Regions from separate parts of the Mus musculus genome. Here regions 2 and 3 are each linked to region 1. Evidence: chromatin loops called from intact Hi-C (ENCODE). Cell type or tissue: gastrocnemius. All regions are shown on one strand. Each heading gives the region's core, and the rest is flanking DNA. Links, peaks and the distances in the headings are about the cores only.

Region 1 (4,862 bases), core at 1,472-3,971:
CGACTCTGATGGTCACCAAGTGGCTGTAGAACCACCAGAGACAATCCACTTCCTTTTCTGTTTTCTACATTATTATTTTTGGAAGGCAGGTTCTCACAGAGCTCAGATTTGCCTCTAACACACTATGCACCTAAGGATAACGCAGGTGTTGAGACTCCAAATCATGTGCTACCACATGGGTCTATGCAGTCAAAATCTGACCCTGGAACCCCTGAAAGCTGGGAAGTACTCAACCACCAGGACATCCCCAGCCCGCCCTTCCTCACCCTTTTAAGCCAAGCCTCCTGTAGCACAGGCTAGCCTTGAACTCCCGTTTCTTCTGCCTTCAACTCCCAAGCAGGAGAATTACAGGCCTGTTGGCACCACATCTAAGTCTTTCCTTTCTCTGACCTTAAAGCCCCAGCTCCATAATGGGCCTGACAGCACTGACCTCCTACTTTTTAGCAAAAATGTGGTAAACACGCCTGACCGATCTGGGCGTGAACAACGCACTGTAGGCTTCAGGAGTGCTGGTAGTTGTTAAAGAAACTGGCTTTGGGACTCACCTGCCCGTCGATCCTGCCTGCGGTCCTCTGACAACACATACCGTTGTGTACTAGCGGTCGAAGCCTGCGGCTGTGAAGAGGCGGCTGCCCGGGACTCCTCAGCCCCAGAGCCAGCCCCCGGCCCCGCCACACCCGGTCCCAGGATGGCGAAAATAGTCTCCTCCTCCGCAGAGAAGGCGTCCTCAGCGGCGGGCCCCGCGCCCTGCGTGGAATGCGGCACGCGGGCCAGCTTCTCCTTGGTGCGGCGCTTGAAGTCGTTCCAACGCTTCTGAACCTCCTGGCCCGTGCGTTTCCAGCTGGTGATGCCGTTGATTTTGGTGGCGATGCTGTCCCACACTCGCCGCCGCTCGGCCACGCTCACCCGACGGCTCTGCGCGCCGTAGAGCTGAGGGTAGTGGGCGCGCACCTCTCGGATCAGGATCTGGTTCTCCTCGAAGGAGAAGCGCGGCTTGCGGAGTCGGGTGGTCTCCTCCGCTTCGCCCGGCGCCGCCGCCGCGGTCGCCGAGGCCATGGCGCCCCCAGACGCCACCGATCGGCTGCCTGGCGCATGGGGGGCGCCGGCTCTGCGGGCAAAGGGCGAACAGCGCTGGCGGTGGCTCGGTGTCCCCGTGTCGCCCCGACACGGGCTCCTCTGGTCCCCTGTGCAAAAGTGGTGATGGGAGCGGCGAGGTGCTGAATGCAATCAAAGGTGCTTCCTCGTAGGTGACACCCGCCCAGTGCCCATCTTGTGCTTCACGCGGCCGCTAGTGCCTCGCGGAGGAGTTGATGGGTACTGGGGGGACGGACGGTCTGGAAGGATGGAGGGAAATGAGCAAAAGTGGAAGGGAAAAGGGTGCCACAGCAGGAGTTAGAGGAGAACGGGGGCGCAGTAGAACAGGACAGGGCAAGAGTAACGGGGATGCCCAGGGGGTCGAACATGCATGATGCTGGGAAGTGATGCCAACTGGGCAATGCAGCAGACGGGGCATCCAGATCAGAGAGGAGCGCTGGGGGTTCCCAGGGTAGTGGGTGTCAGTTCTAGGGTCCCTGAGAGAGGATGTCCAAGAATAAAGATGAAATGGAACCTTCTAGTTAAGACGGCAAAATATTAAAGCTGAGGGTCTGCAGGGATTATGGGGGTGCTGGGATTGCTGGGGAAAGAAGGGGAGTTGTGGAGATAACGGGGGTCCGAGATAAGAGGGGGGACCCCCGAGGCTTTTTTTGGACTCCAGGAAGAGTGATGGAGCACAGAGGATGGGGACCCCAGTTGGGCCGCGGGTCACTCACCGTGCCGCCGCAGCCCCTGCCTGCCGGTGGGTCAGGGCTTCGGCTTCTGCGGCCTCTTCCCTCCCCCCCTACTTCTCCCTCCCCCTCTGGGCCCCGCCCCCAGTAGCATTGAGAGCCAAGACGCATGCGCGCCGGGCGAACGCGGTCTCCAGATACCCTGACAGAGCTGCGTTCTCTGAGCCGTGTCTCCCAGCACTGCGCAAGCGCAGAACTTCCCGTCGCCTTGCTTTACCAGAAGGACACAGCTGCGCAGCCGCACATTTAGCGCTGAAGTAGGTTCCCTGGGCTCTGGTGCTCAATTGCGCATGTGCAAACCTACAGCGCGCATGCGTGTCACTGGCACCTTGCCTGCGATGGTACCCAGGACTAAATCCCAGTGCGGGCGCAGTAGAGAGAGAGATGCTGAAGAGAGCGCTAGGACCAAGCGGAGTTTCTTCCCTTTGAGTAGTCCTTTAGCCTACTAAGCAAAGTCTTATTTTGAGAAAGGGGAGAAGAGCTTCATTTCCATGACAACTGCGTGGGTGGGGGCTGGGGGCGTTAGGAAACCTTGCCCACGCCCAATCCCTCCTCTGCGCAGGACCACTCGGAAACTACCTCCTACGGACTGAGGCGGGGCACCTGGAAATATTCCCCGCCCATGCAGAGGCGGTAACCATAGCAACCCAGCAACCTCCCAATGGTGCCTGGGAGGCCCCCTGTCCACAATTTGACGTCATGGCTCGGAGAGGGAGTTCAAAGGCAGGAATTTCTTGAAGGGTGGGGATGGCGATCCTAGAAAAGCGCAGAGCAGGAGTGATTCGAGAGCACCACTTGAATGAACTGGATGGCCGGATGGCAGGGTGAAAATTTTCAGTGCCCGCAGTTTCAAGGTCATTGGGTAAACGGCGCTTCGTTCATCTTTCCGACAGTTACACATAAGCTCTCACATATCCATATAAAAGGCAAATTGTGTTCACTACCAAAAAATTGTTTCTGAGGGCATCTTACTAAGTATCCCAAGCTGGCATTGAACATGCAGCAGTATCTCTGCAGTCACCAGCGAGGCTAGAAAAAAGACAGGATATGTGCGGACATTACACATAAGGAAAAGATGACATTTGTATTAAGACCCGAAGCAGAGAGGGAGGGCTGGAGCTCAGCAGTTACCATCTCTCCCGGGAACACCAGAGTTAGGATCTCTGTATCCAAAGGCGGGGGCTCATAACCATCCTTAGCTCCAGCACTGTTGCCCTCTGCTGGCACCAGGCATGGACATGGTGGACAAACATACAAGCAGGCAAAACACTCATATACATAAAAGGGAGAAAATTTCTTTTTCTTTTTTTTTTCTTTTTGGTGTGGGTGTGTGTGGTTGGTTCCTTTTTGTTTTTGAGATACGGGGTTTTTTGTTTGTTTGTTTTTGTAACCTTGATTGTCCTGGAACTAGCGCTGTGGTGGAGGATGACCCCGAAATCACTGAGATCGGCCTGCCTCAAGAGTTTGGGGACTTATTAAAGGCCAGCCACACTACCACCGGCCTAAGATTGGGTTTTAATTATGTATATGCATGTGGGTGCTGGTGCCGTGGTTGAGAGGATCTTGCAGCTGGGTCCACCTGCTTCTGACTCTGGAGTTCTGGGATTAAAGGGGTGCTGCTACTCCCCGATGCTGGCTTATACTTTTTTTTCCCCTAACCGTTTTGTGATAGGGAGCCCAAAGTTTAAAATCTATCAAAACTCAGACCTAGTAGTTCCTAGTCTCACAAGATGGAAGGGAACCCATGGGTGACCAGAACTATAGAGCCCTAGGTTCAATCTCCGGTAAAGAGGAAAAAAAAGAGAAGGGAGGGAGGGAGGGAGGACTCAAGGGACTGTTGAGATGGCCCAATGGGTGAAAGGCGCTTGCCACTAAGCTTGTGACCTGAGTTCAGTCCCCACGTGGTAGAAAGTGGACTCCCTTGAATTATTTGACTATTGTCTGGATGTTGTACCCCCTCTCTCCAGCCCTCCTCCCTCTTTTTAAGACAGGGTTTCTCTGTGTAGCCCTGACTGTCCTGCAACTCTGTAGACTAGGCTGGCCTTGAATTGATAAGAGAGATCTACCTGTCTCTGCCTCCCGAATGCTAGAATTAAAGGCATACACCCACAACTTGCCTTTCCACACTTTTTTTTCCTCTATTTTTAATTTTAAAAGTGTCTAGGTGGAGGCTGAGAATTATTTGGGAACCTGTTCCCAGTCAGACGACTTGTGTTGGAAGACAATATGAGATAGGTCTGGGCGGCAGTTCTGGACCCCCTCCTGCCCCTCTTACGGTTCCCAGGGTTTTAGGCGGCCCTTCAGTTCCCTCTTGTGCTCTCTCTCCCAGCACCCAAAGGCACCCGCCCACTAACTTGGCCAATGGAATTCAAAGACAGTAGACTAACAACGCTTTATTCAGCAGCAGACACCCCTCCTCCACCCTCATCCCATTTCCAAGCCAACCTCCTAGATAGCATAAAACCCAACTGGCATTCTTCTCTGCCCCTAAAATTAAAACCTAAGCAGTCATCAGTCCCATGAGGTCTCAGACTCTTCTCACCATGGGACACACACTGACGTAACACACTCAACTATATTGGATGGGTAGAAGAGAGAGAATGTCTCTCACCCACCGGGAGTCAGGGATCCATCAACGAGTGGGGCTGGGGGCAGGAATAGAGTGAACCATGGTTAGTGATGAAGTGAAATCTGTGGGCTTCTGCTCACCCGAGGCAGTCTGAAGTTACAAAGGTCTGGCAGCCTTCCCAGAGGGTCCCAACCCTCCTCTAGTTCCTGTAACCTTCCTCTTATTCCTGATGGACATGGCCATGTTCAAGGAACTAAGGAGCTGAACGTGAATGGTCCATGGAGAAGTTTGAGTCTGCAGATGCTGAAAAAAGGTGAAGATAGATGGATGGTCTCATAGTCAGTACCAACATCCACTTCTTGGCAGTGACGATCAGGATCAGTCTCTGGCACTGTCCCCAGGTTCTGAAGACTGGCCTGTCAGAGCACACTGACTCTATAGGATAGCAAATCCAAGGACCCCTCCCC
Region 2 (4,862 bases), core at 1,490-3,989, 74 kb after region 1:
ATGACAAGGTATACGATGCTCGTATGCTTTAAAGAACGGAATCTTTGCTGAATATTAGAGCATCTTCATCTTCATCATTCTTCAGATTTAGCTGATGCTCTAACTTTATGGTCATCTGTGCCCAGAACACTGCTTAGCCTATGTACTATAGAGTCATAATTGTCTGTGTGTGGTGGCACAGACCTGTCATCCTAGTACTTGGGAGCCTGAGGCAGCAAGAGCAAGAGTTCCAGGCTAGCCTTGGCTATGTAATGAGTTGGGGACCAGTCTAGACTATGTGGGATCTTGTCTAATACCGAAGCAAAATAAAGAGAAGTGATGGAAGTGTGTTTAGGGTTGGCTCCCAAATGGTTGGAAATTCTGTCCTACCCTTAAGCTAAAATTCATTTCCTAATTGTCTTTATGCATGCGTGTGGAGCCCAGAGGCCAACTGCCTCTTCTTCAGGAACTCTCTACCTTGTGCTTTTGAGACAGGGTCTTTCGTTGGCCTAGAGCTTGCTGAACAGGTTAGGTGGGTTGCTCAACAAGCTTCCCGGTCCTCCTGTCTCCATCTCCCTGGGACTGGGATGACAAGTGTGCACCTCCACACATGGCTACTTGACGGGGTTCTGGGGATCAAACTTTGGTCCTCACACACAGCAAGCACTTTACCAGCTGAGCTACCTTCTGGCTTCTTTTTCTCTTTCTTTAACTTTTTTTTTTTAATGTGTATGGGCGTTTGCCTGCATATACGTCTATGTATGGAATGCAAGGAGTGCCCTAGGAGGCCTGAAGAGAGGGCTGGATACCCAGAACTGCAGAACTGGAGTTACAAATGATTCTGAGCCACCTTGTGGGTGTGAGGACCTGAACCTGGGTCCTCTGGAAGAGCAGCCAGGGTTCTTAACTGCTGAGCCATCTCTCCAGCCCCTCCCTGCTTTTAACTCATCCTGGGTATGGAACACCCCCCCCCCCAACACACACACACCGCCCAACTTGCACATACTGGGTAAACACCCTTCCTATGGAGGTGGACTGTAGATAGACACTGGGTCCTAGCCCATGGGTTTGTTCCTAGTGACTTCTTTGTAAGATGGAAAAATACTGGTCCAGAGAAGTCTTCCATTTTAGAGACAAGGTCTCATAGCCTTGGTTGGCCTGGACCTGGCTGTGTCGCTAAGGCTGGCCTTCCTAATCCTCCTGCCTCCACCTCCCAAATGCTGGGATTACAGGCATGGGCAGAGAGGATTTTTTTTTTTTTTTTTTGCCCTGGAGCTCACAGGAATTTGGAGGCAGAGCCAGCGCTAGAGTCCTTCTCTTGTCTCTCAGCACTGGCTGCCACCTTGGTTGTTTTGGCATCTGACTGAGTCCCCACCCCCATCTCAGCCCTAACATCTCTCCGGGACTCTCTAACTGCCACTGGGATCAATTCCAAACTCTGCCAGTTGCTCTGGCCAGAAACCCTGCGGTTGCCCTAGACACCTCTGCTTTCCCAAGCACCAGCCAGGCCATCAGCAAACCCTTTCTTTGGAGGCCTTAAGGTTACAAATCACCTCACAAGGTTACAAGTTTACTCACTTCCAATCAGCAGCTCCAGGTCCTTGGTACCTTCCCTCACAGTCACTCGCAGGAGTCTTGTCCTTCAGTTGACAGCTACTGTGCTGGCCTACCCACCCCAGGCTGCCACCGTAGTCATCTTTTTCTTCTTGTTTGCTTGGTTTTTGAAACCCAGTCTCTGGAAGCCACAGTTGACCTTGAATTTACTACTCGATCCTCCTCCAGATCCCCTGCGTCTACCTGACAAATGCTGTGACCACACGCATCTGCCACTGTATCTCTCTCTCTCTCTCATTTTCTTTCCTTCTTCTTCCTTCCTTCCTTCCTTCCTTCCTTCCTTCCTTCCTTCCTTCCTTCCTTCCTTCCTTCCTTCTTTCCTCCCTTCCTCTGTCCTTCCCTCCCTCCCTCCTTTTTTCTTAACCTCCTTTTTTTCTTTAATGGGTTATTTATTTTTCGTGTGTGTGTGTGTGTGCATGTGCCATGTGCGTTCAGATGCCCTGGAACTGAAGTGACAGGCGTTTGGGAGCCACCATGTGGTGCTGGGAACCAAACCCAGGTCCTCTGCAAGAGCAGCGAGTGTTCTTAATCGCTGAGCTATCTCTTCAGCCCTACATTTTGCTTCTCACCATACTGACTAATATTCCATTGTATATTTTCTGTGCCATTCCATGTGCGGATAGACACTGCCTCTGATCTTTGCTGCTGTAAATCATCACAGCACATGGGGGTAGGGTGGGGGTGGGGGTGGGGTGGGGGTGGGGGTGGCAGCATCTCTTTGGTGTGCTGTCTGTGGCTGTATTTCCAGCCTTGGGTTTGTGGAGGAAGGGGCTTTCTGTGTATCCTTCTACAAATGTGGAGAAACGGAGGCATGAGGAACAAGGAGGAAATACCACAAGCAGAACGGAGCTTTTGTTTGTTTATTTTGAGACAGGGTCTTATGTAGCCCAGGCTAGTCTGGAATTCACTATGAATGTTTGAATTTCTGATCCTCTACCTCTAAAATGCTGGAATTATAGGCAAAAGCCACCATTCCTGGTGTGCTCCTGAGTGCTTTTTTGTTTTTTTGGTTTTTTTTTTTTTTTTTTTTTGAGGTGGGGGAGAGTTGTTTGTTTGCCATCATGACACCAGCTAGCATTCTCTGGGAAGAGGAAACCTCAACTGAGGAATTGTCTCCATCATCACATTAGCCCATGGGCAAGTCTTTGGGGCATTTTTCTTAATGAATAATTGATGTGAGAGGGCCTAGTGGTACCACCCCTGCCTGGGCAAGGGATCCCGGCTTGCATGAGAAAGCAGGCTGAGCAAACTGGTAAGCATCTTTTGCTCCTCCATGTCTCTGCTTCAGATCTTGTCTCCAGGTTCCTGGTCTGACTTTCCTCTGTGATAGTGAAGAGGTCAGCTCAGAGCAGATTAAAGGGCGCACTGTTCTGCCAATCATATTGTGCCTAGTTGCTGATGCTCTATTCCGCCCCTGGAAACCATATAAAAACTTGAGGAACGGGCCGCCAGGGGTCACTGCTTCTCCTTTGGGTCTGGGACAGCCCCAGTGCACTGGAACAACAAATTCCTCTTGCTTTTTGCATTGATTCTGTGTGGTTCACTCAGGGGTTCCCTGGTAAGCTAAGGCTCACCAGAGACTGTAACCTGTGATGTATAATCCAAACAAGTCCTTTCCTCCCAAGGTTGCTTTGAGTCACAGTGTTCATCACAGAAGCAGAAAGCAAAGACGCCAGGTTTCTACCGTGCCTGGAGCGGAACCCATGACTCTGTGGGTGCTAGGAAGCACAGTACCAACTGAGTCACACCCCACCATCTCCTTCCTTTCCTTTTACCTTTTGCAATGCTAGGGATTGAATTTAGGGTCACTGGTGTATTAGGCAAGTACAGAATTAGGCTTTGACTCCTCCTGGTTGTATGGGAGAGAGCTTCACTCCTCTGAGATTTCTGTCTCTTTGGCAGACCTCACCTTTCTCGATGTCAAGGACTGTGGGTTTTTAGTCTATGCTATCATCTTTGGTGACTACTTTTGGGAGTTGGTTCTCTCCTCCCACCTTGTGGGTCCTGGGAATTGAACTCAGGTTGTCAGGCTTGGCAGCAAGTACCTTTAGCACTTACGCCTTCTTGCTGGCCCTGGCAGATTTGATTTTAGCAACTCTTTCCCTTCACCTGTACACACCTGTAGGGATCACTGCAACCACAGTGTGCTGAATCTTTATCTTTCCAGTCTTCGAGTCTTTGACGTCCATGTGTTACCTTAGTTGTGTGTTCTTTTTTTAAAAGATTTTATTTATTTATTATATGTAAGTACACTGTCGCTGTCTTCAGACACTCCAGAAGAGGGAGTCAGATTTCGTTACGGATGGTTGTGAGCTACCATGTGGTTGCTGGGATTTGAACTCCAGACCTTCGGAAGAGCAGTTGGGTGCTCTTACCCACTGAGCCATCTCACTAGCCCCCCTTAGTTGTGTTTTATGTGAGCTAAAGAATGTTGCAAGTGGGGCCAGAGGGATGGCTCAGTGGTTAAGAGTACTGACTGATCTTCCAGAGGACCTGGGTTCAATTCCTAGCACTCACATGGCAGCTCCCAACTGTCTGTAACTCCAGTTCCAGGAGATCTGACACCTTCAGATCAATGTATATCAAATAAAGTTAAATTAAAAAAAATGTTGCAAGCTACAAACCCATATTATTACCTGTTGGATTCTTGGACCCACCCTCAAGAGCCCTCTCCTAGCTCCTTTGCAGGTTTCTCTGCTGTTGCCACCTTGCCCATGGGGTCTTTTAGTATTTGGGTAGCTTCTGGATCTTCCTATGACGTGTCTTCATTTCTTCCTGTCAGTGGTGATGGACCTTGTCATCACCATCTATCCATATTAATCCATACTATCATCTACCTGTCCTATTGTCTATCTGCCTGCCTGCCTGCCTGCCTGCCTGTCTATCCATCCATCCATCCATCCATCCATCCATCCATCTATCTATCTATCTATCTATCTATCTACACAGACACAGACACACACATACACACACACACACACACACACACACACACACAATACATAGACATATATATCAAATAAAGTTAAATTTAAAAAAATGGCCGGGCATTGTGGTGCACGCCTTTAATCCAAGCACTCGGGAGGCAGAGGCAGGCAGATTTCTGAGTTCAAGGCCAACCTGGTCTACAAAGTGAGTTCCAGGACAGCCAGAGCTATACAGAGAATCCCTGTCTCGAAAAACCAAAATAAATAAATAAATAAATAAATAAATAATAAAAATGTTGCAAGCTACAAACACGTATTATTACTGTATATTACATATGTTTA
Region 3 (4,862 bases), core at 1,490-3,989, 80 kb after region 1:
ACTGTAGACTCTCCTCATTCCCTCCCTTCCACGTGCACCATTCGGTCCATCAGTGAATTTTGCCACTGCTACCTTGAGAACACATGCAGATTCTAACCACTCTTGCCCATCTCCACTGCATCCACCTCTGTAAAAGCCACCATTGCTTCTCATTCGAGTTATTCCTTAGTCCTTTGCTTAAAATTGTTTTATTGAGGTGAAATTTTATATAACATGAAGTTAATCATCTTGAAGTGCATGAGCCAGAAGCATTGGATCACATTTACAATGCTGTTCAGTCACAATCTTTACCTAGTTCTAAGGCATTTTTAGCACTGGCTTCCTGTAGTACCTGGCACCAATAACCCCCTGATTGTCTCTATGGACTTGCTTGCTCTAGACATGCCATGTAATGGACTCATAGATCATGTGACCTTTTCTGTGTGTGACATCACTCACATAGCATCATGTTTTTAAGATTCAGCCATGCTGAGGTATATATCAGTATTCTATTTTTATGACTTAATACTATTCCATTGTAAAGATATATCACATATTGTCCACTTGTTCATCCTTTGATGGCTGTTCAGGCTCTTTACATATTGTGGCTGCGATAAATATTGCTGTGGTGAACATTCATATATCAATATTTGTCCATCTGTTTTCAGTTTTCTTGGGTGCAAACCTGGGGATAGAATTGCTGGGTTATGTGAGTATTCTATTGCTGTAGAATAACATATCAATATTCAAGATATTCATCAATATAAGAATAATATTGTATATGTATATATGTATGTATGTATGTGGTATTAGTACACAACTGTGTGCATGTGAATATGTTCTGTGAGAAAACTTTTCCTAGGGAAATGTAACACACATATCTACTCACCCTAGATAGGAAACCCATGATAGGTCTAAGTACCGATACCACCAAAGTCTAACTTGGTGAACAATGAATCTAATTAGGGTTACTTATAAGAGCAGAAATGACTCAAAGACAGCTACATCACGAAAAAGCCCACTTCAGTATGGGTGACAGGTCATCAAAGCTGGGATCCTGGAGCACACTGAACAGCCTGTAGGCAGCTCAGCATGTTGGAGGATGTTCTTTCCAAGTGACTGTGGTCTAAACCTTTCCAGGCAACTTGGCTGGTTTCTGTGTCTTCCAGGCATCTAGTCTGGGGTCAGAATCTTCTTTGCAGCTTTCTCTACCACTGAGCCACACCCTCCAGCCCCTCACTGGGGGATTCTAGGCAGGGGCTCTACCACTGAGCCATGCCCCCAGCCCTTCACTGGGGGATTCTAGGCAGGGGCTCTACCACTGAGCCACACCCCAGCCCCTCACTGGGGGATTCTAGGCAGGGGCTCTACCACTGAGCCACGCCCCCAGCCCCTCACTGGGGGATTCTAGGCAGGGGCTCTACCACTGAGCCACACCCTAGCCCCTCACTGGGGGATTCTAGGCAGGGGTTCTACCACTGAGCCACGCCCCCAGCCCATCACTGGGGGATTCTAGGCAGGGGCTCTCCCACTGAGCCTTTGTCTGCCCTTGCACAGATCAGAGGTGAATATTGCAATCTTCCTCAAGGTCTCCACACCTTAATTTTTGAGAACAGGATCTCTCATTGAACCAGGAGCTCACTGAGTGGCTAGGCAGGCTGGCTAGTGAAAGCTTGGTATCCTGTTCTTGTTTTGTTAGGAATAGGGTTACAGATGCTGTGGTCGTGGCACATGCACCCTAACACACACACACACACACACACACACACACACAAAGTGTCATCTAATAAATAAGTAAACTCCTCTAGCCTGATGCCATGGTGTATGTGCCTTTAATCCCAGAACTCAGGAGGTAGAGGCAGAGGCATGGGGGTCTCGGTGACTTCGAGGACAACCTGATCTACGTAGTGAAATTCAGGCTAGCCAAAGCTATAGCGTGAGATATGTCTCAAGACAACTTCAGGAGGTTGGGGAGAAAGAAAAGAAAGAAAAAGAGCACTGGCTGCTCTTCTAAAGGGCCTGGAGCTCAGTTTCCAGCATCCCTAAGGTGCTTCACAACCATTTGTAACTACAGTCCGAGGCTCCTGACGCCGTCTTCCGACCTCTGCAGGCACCAGGCACACGCGTCGTGCACAGGCATACACGCAGGCATAAAACTCACACATATAAAATAAATAAATCTAAAACTATTAAAAAATAACTCCTACTTTGCTGTGTTGAGCTTTAATGAAGCCAGTGCCATGCCAGGCATGGTGGTACAACTCCAGTAATCTCAGTACCGGGAAGGTGGAGGCAGGAGGATCAGGAGTTCAAGGATGCATAGGAGACTAGCTTGGGCCACTTGAGGTTTTGTCATGCATGCACTGACAAAGCCAAGTCTAGCAAACCGATCAGGGTATACTTAGGCTGTCCTTACAGTTGAGAATATCCTCTAAGCCTCCTGACTTGAAGGCTCGGACCTTCCTCTGAGCAAGTTCCACACTCTAGTCAGCCCCTTCCTTCTCTGTGGGCGAGGCCTGCCTTGCTGGGGGTGGTGGGTGTGGTAGGCGGAGTAAAAATGCTATTTCCGGGATCCTCCTTCTACTCCAAGGGACCACCTTTTTCTTATGATTGGCAGAATATCTACCCAATAATCACTAGAAACAGACTGTAAACCTCGGAGGTCTCCCCACACGTGTTAGTAACGCCTCTTCCAAATAGACCAATTGTAAACTTCGGAAGGCGGGTTCTCCCATGGGGGCGGGACAGAGTGACGGGCGTCGCTTTTGACTTATGGAAACATGGCTGCCTGTAAGATCAGACCAATCAGAAGTGAGAAGGCCGGATGTGGGCGGAGCTGAAACTTCGGCGGTTGAACCGCTCGTGAAGATCGAGTCCGTGGAGGTGAAGAGCGAGTACGCGGGTGTGGGCGCGGGCTCCAGGCGCGGGCTGCAGGCGCGGGCAGTGGGGAGTCCCCAGAGCACCGATTCTTTCACGCAGGTGGACGCCAGAACCTATGCAAGCTGGAGATTTCACGGGGTCTTTAATGCATCATGTTGTCGCTCGCGAGATACGCGGCTAGAACTTAGAGAACCCTTACCGAATACTGCACTAGAGCTTGTAAGGTAGAGTTTTATTTTATATATATTACACCCCACGAGGTGCGGAGGGGGTGTCCTCGAGATGCCGTAGGTTCTGAACTTGAGTTGGTTTGGAGGATGGAGGCAGGTGAAGACAAGGCAGGGTTGAGGTTCCAGGGTTGAGGGTGTGTTCCTACCCTACGGACCAGAGGCGTTTACTGTGTGCAGGCTCTGAGCAAGTTATTTGTCGTGAAATCACTTTTAATTCTCGCTTTCTTTGCAGTGCTAGATGACAAACTTTGAAATGTTAGTCAATAGTTCTACCACTGCTGCCGAGGTCGGGAACGAGTCTTATGTTTTGTTTTTGAGACAGTGTCTCGCCTTTTTTCCTTGAACGCATAGAAATTATTGTGTGTTCACACAAGTGTGTGATGGGAGGGGGATTCATATCACAGGATGGGTGTGTAGTGACAGCTTTGGAATTTTGGTTCCTTTAAAAAACACAGAAATATTATAAGAATATGTTTTCATTTTAATCCCAGGTGTACCTGTTTTGGACAGTTCTCAGCTTACTATGATTTGCCGCTTGCTCTAGCAGAAGTGTGTTTTTGCCAGCTGCAGATAATTTTTTTTTCGATTGTGTGACATTTGGAATTTTGGGAACATTTTAGAGAGCATATAAATGTTAGGGCCCCCAAGAAGCATGTGTGCCTGTATGTGTATGTGCATGTGTGCAGGGTTGTTGGTCATTTAGGAAGGTTGGTTGTGGTTTGTTAGTAGTCACGGTCGAAGAAGAAACAAAAGGAAAGAAATTAGATTCAGGGGTTTTCCTAATTCCTCTCTTCCCCTCTATCCTTGTTTTCTCTCCTATCTAGTATTTAGGGGGTGAAAATGGGAGATAAAGCCTGGGGGAAAGAACCCACAAAGTAGCAAGGACCAGCTATATGGCTGTGGCTGTGGAGGTCGGACAACAACACTGGGTTGGTTCTCTCCTTCCACCTTTCTGTGGATTCTAGGGGTCAAGCTCCGCTCTTTGGGTTTACACAGCAGGAAGCTTTACCCATTGAGTCGTCTGGACAGCCCCTCTGAATGAACCCTGAAGTGTCATAACGCATCCTACAGTGGCACACCTTTGTAATCCCAGGACTGGGCAGCTGAGGCGAAGGACTGGCAGTTTGAGATCAGTCTGGGTCACAGGATGAGCTTGGGGCTCGTTTTACCTAAAGAGGGAGACCTTGTCTCAAAACAAACCTAGAGAAGAGAGTGTGAGCTTTGGTATCTGTTTGCCCAAGTTTGGGCCCTGGCACTGACTCTGGGACCCACTATGGAAATCATTGTGGCTTTGGGCGAGTTCTTTAATCCTTTCATACCCGAATTTCATGTTCTGGGCAATCACTTTTTCTATACCACTTCCCTCACTCTGTTTACCCAGATGTCTCTTTCCCGTATCCATCTCTGAACTCCATGCTCTATCCAAAGGCCAGCTCTTCTTTGCTTGGAAGTCCAGCTGACATGCAGTTGCCCCCAAATGATTCTTTGGTATCCCTATTCAGCCTGGCAGGCCCTTCCTCTCAGGTACTTAGGAGTTGGCTTTTCATCACTACTTCCTTTCTCTCCCATTTAAAAAGATTGTGTACACACACACACACACACACACACACACACACACACACGGTGAGACTCTCAAACAAGTTAGGGTGAGGATGGATAGCAAGGGATCTTGTACAGTTGGGAGAGTGTTTGCTTAGCTTGCTTCAAGCTCTGGCTTTGCTCCCTAGCTCAGTGAGAGCAGGCGTGGTGATGAGCAGCTGTAATCCCAGAGGT

The links. Hi-C counts contacts between places; a loop is a spot of excess contacts. Peaks named below come from ENCODE experiments on the same cell type or tissue, not always from the same donor. Only the 100,000 strongest peaks of a DNase experiment are listed, where the experiment ranks them.
Region 2: it touches region 1 in a loop (2.4-fold over the local background); 11 of 42 quality-filtered maps call a loop at or near these places.
Region 3: it touches region 1 in a loop (2.7-fold over the local background); 21 of 42 quality-filtered maps call a loop at or near these places.

Annotation. Positions count from the first base shown.
Region 1 is chr7:18,988,304-18,993,165 of GRCm38, reverse strand. It overlaps Mypop (Myb-related transcription factor, partner of profilin), which reads right to left and starts at 1,921. Exons shown (of 3, transcript NM_145579.3): 1 at 1,812-1,921; 2 at 546-1,334. The coding sequence starts at 1,056. Nanos2 (nanos C2HC-type zinc finger 2) reads right to left here. Exons shown (of 1, transcript NM_194064.2): 1 at 4,204-4,862. In gastrocnemius, for the core only: no CTCF peak of the experiment used is centred there; DNase peaks (open chromatin) are centred at 2,027, 2,416 and 3,005; H3K4me3 peaks cover 1,382 bases; H3K27ac peaks cover 1,379 bases.
Region 2 is chr7:18,914,647-18,919,508 of GRCm38, reverse strand. No RefSeq gene overlaps it. Among named protein-coding and RNA genes, the nearest start is that of Ccdc61, 6.7 kb to the right of the region's middle. In gastrocnemius, for the core only: a CTCF peak has its summit at 3,038 (motif pointing right); no DNase peak of the experiment used is centred there.
Region 3 is chr7:18,908,354-18,913,215 of GRCm38, reverse strand. Ccdc61 (coiled-coil domain containing 61) reads left to right here and starts at 2,812. Exons shown (of 14, transcript NM_001033314.3): 1 at 2,812-3,083. In gastrocnemius, for the core only: no CTCF peak of the experiment used is centred there; a DNase peak (open chromatin) is centred at 2,726; H3K4me3 peaks cover 1,949 bases; H3K27ac peaks cover 1,414 bases.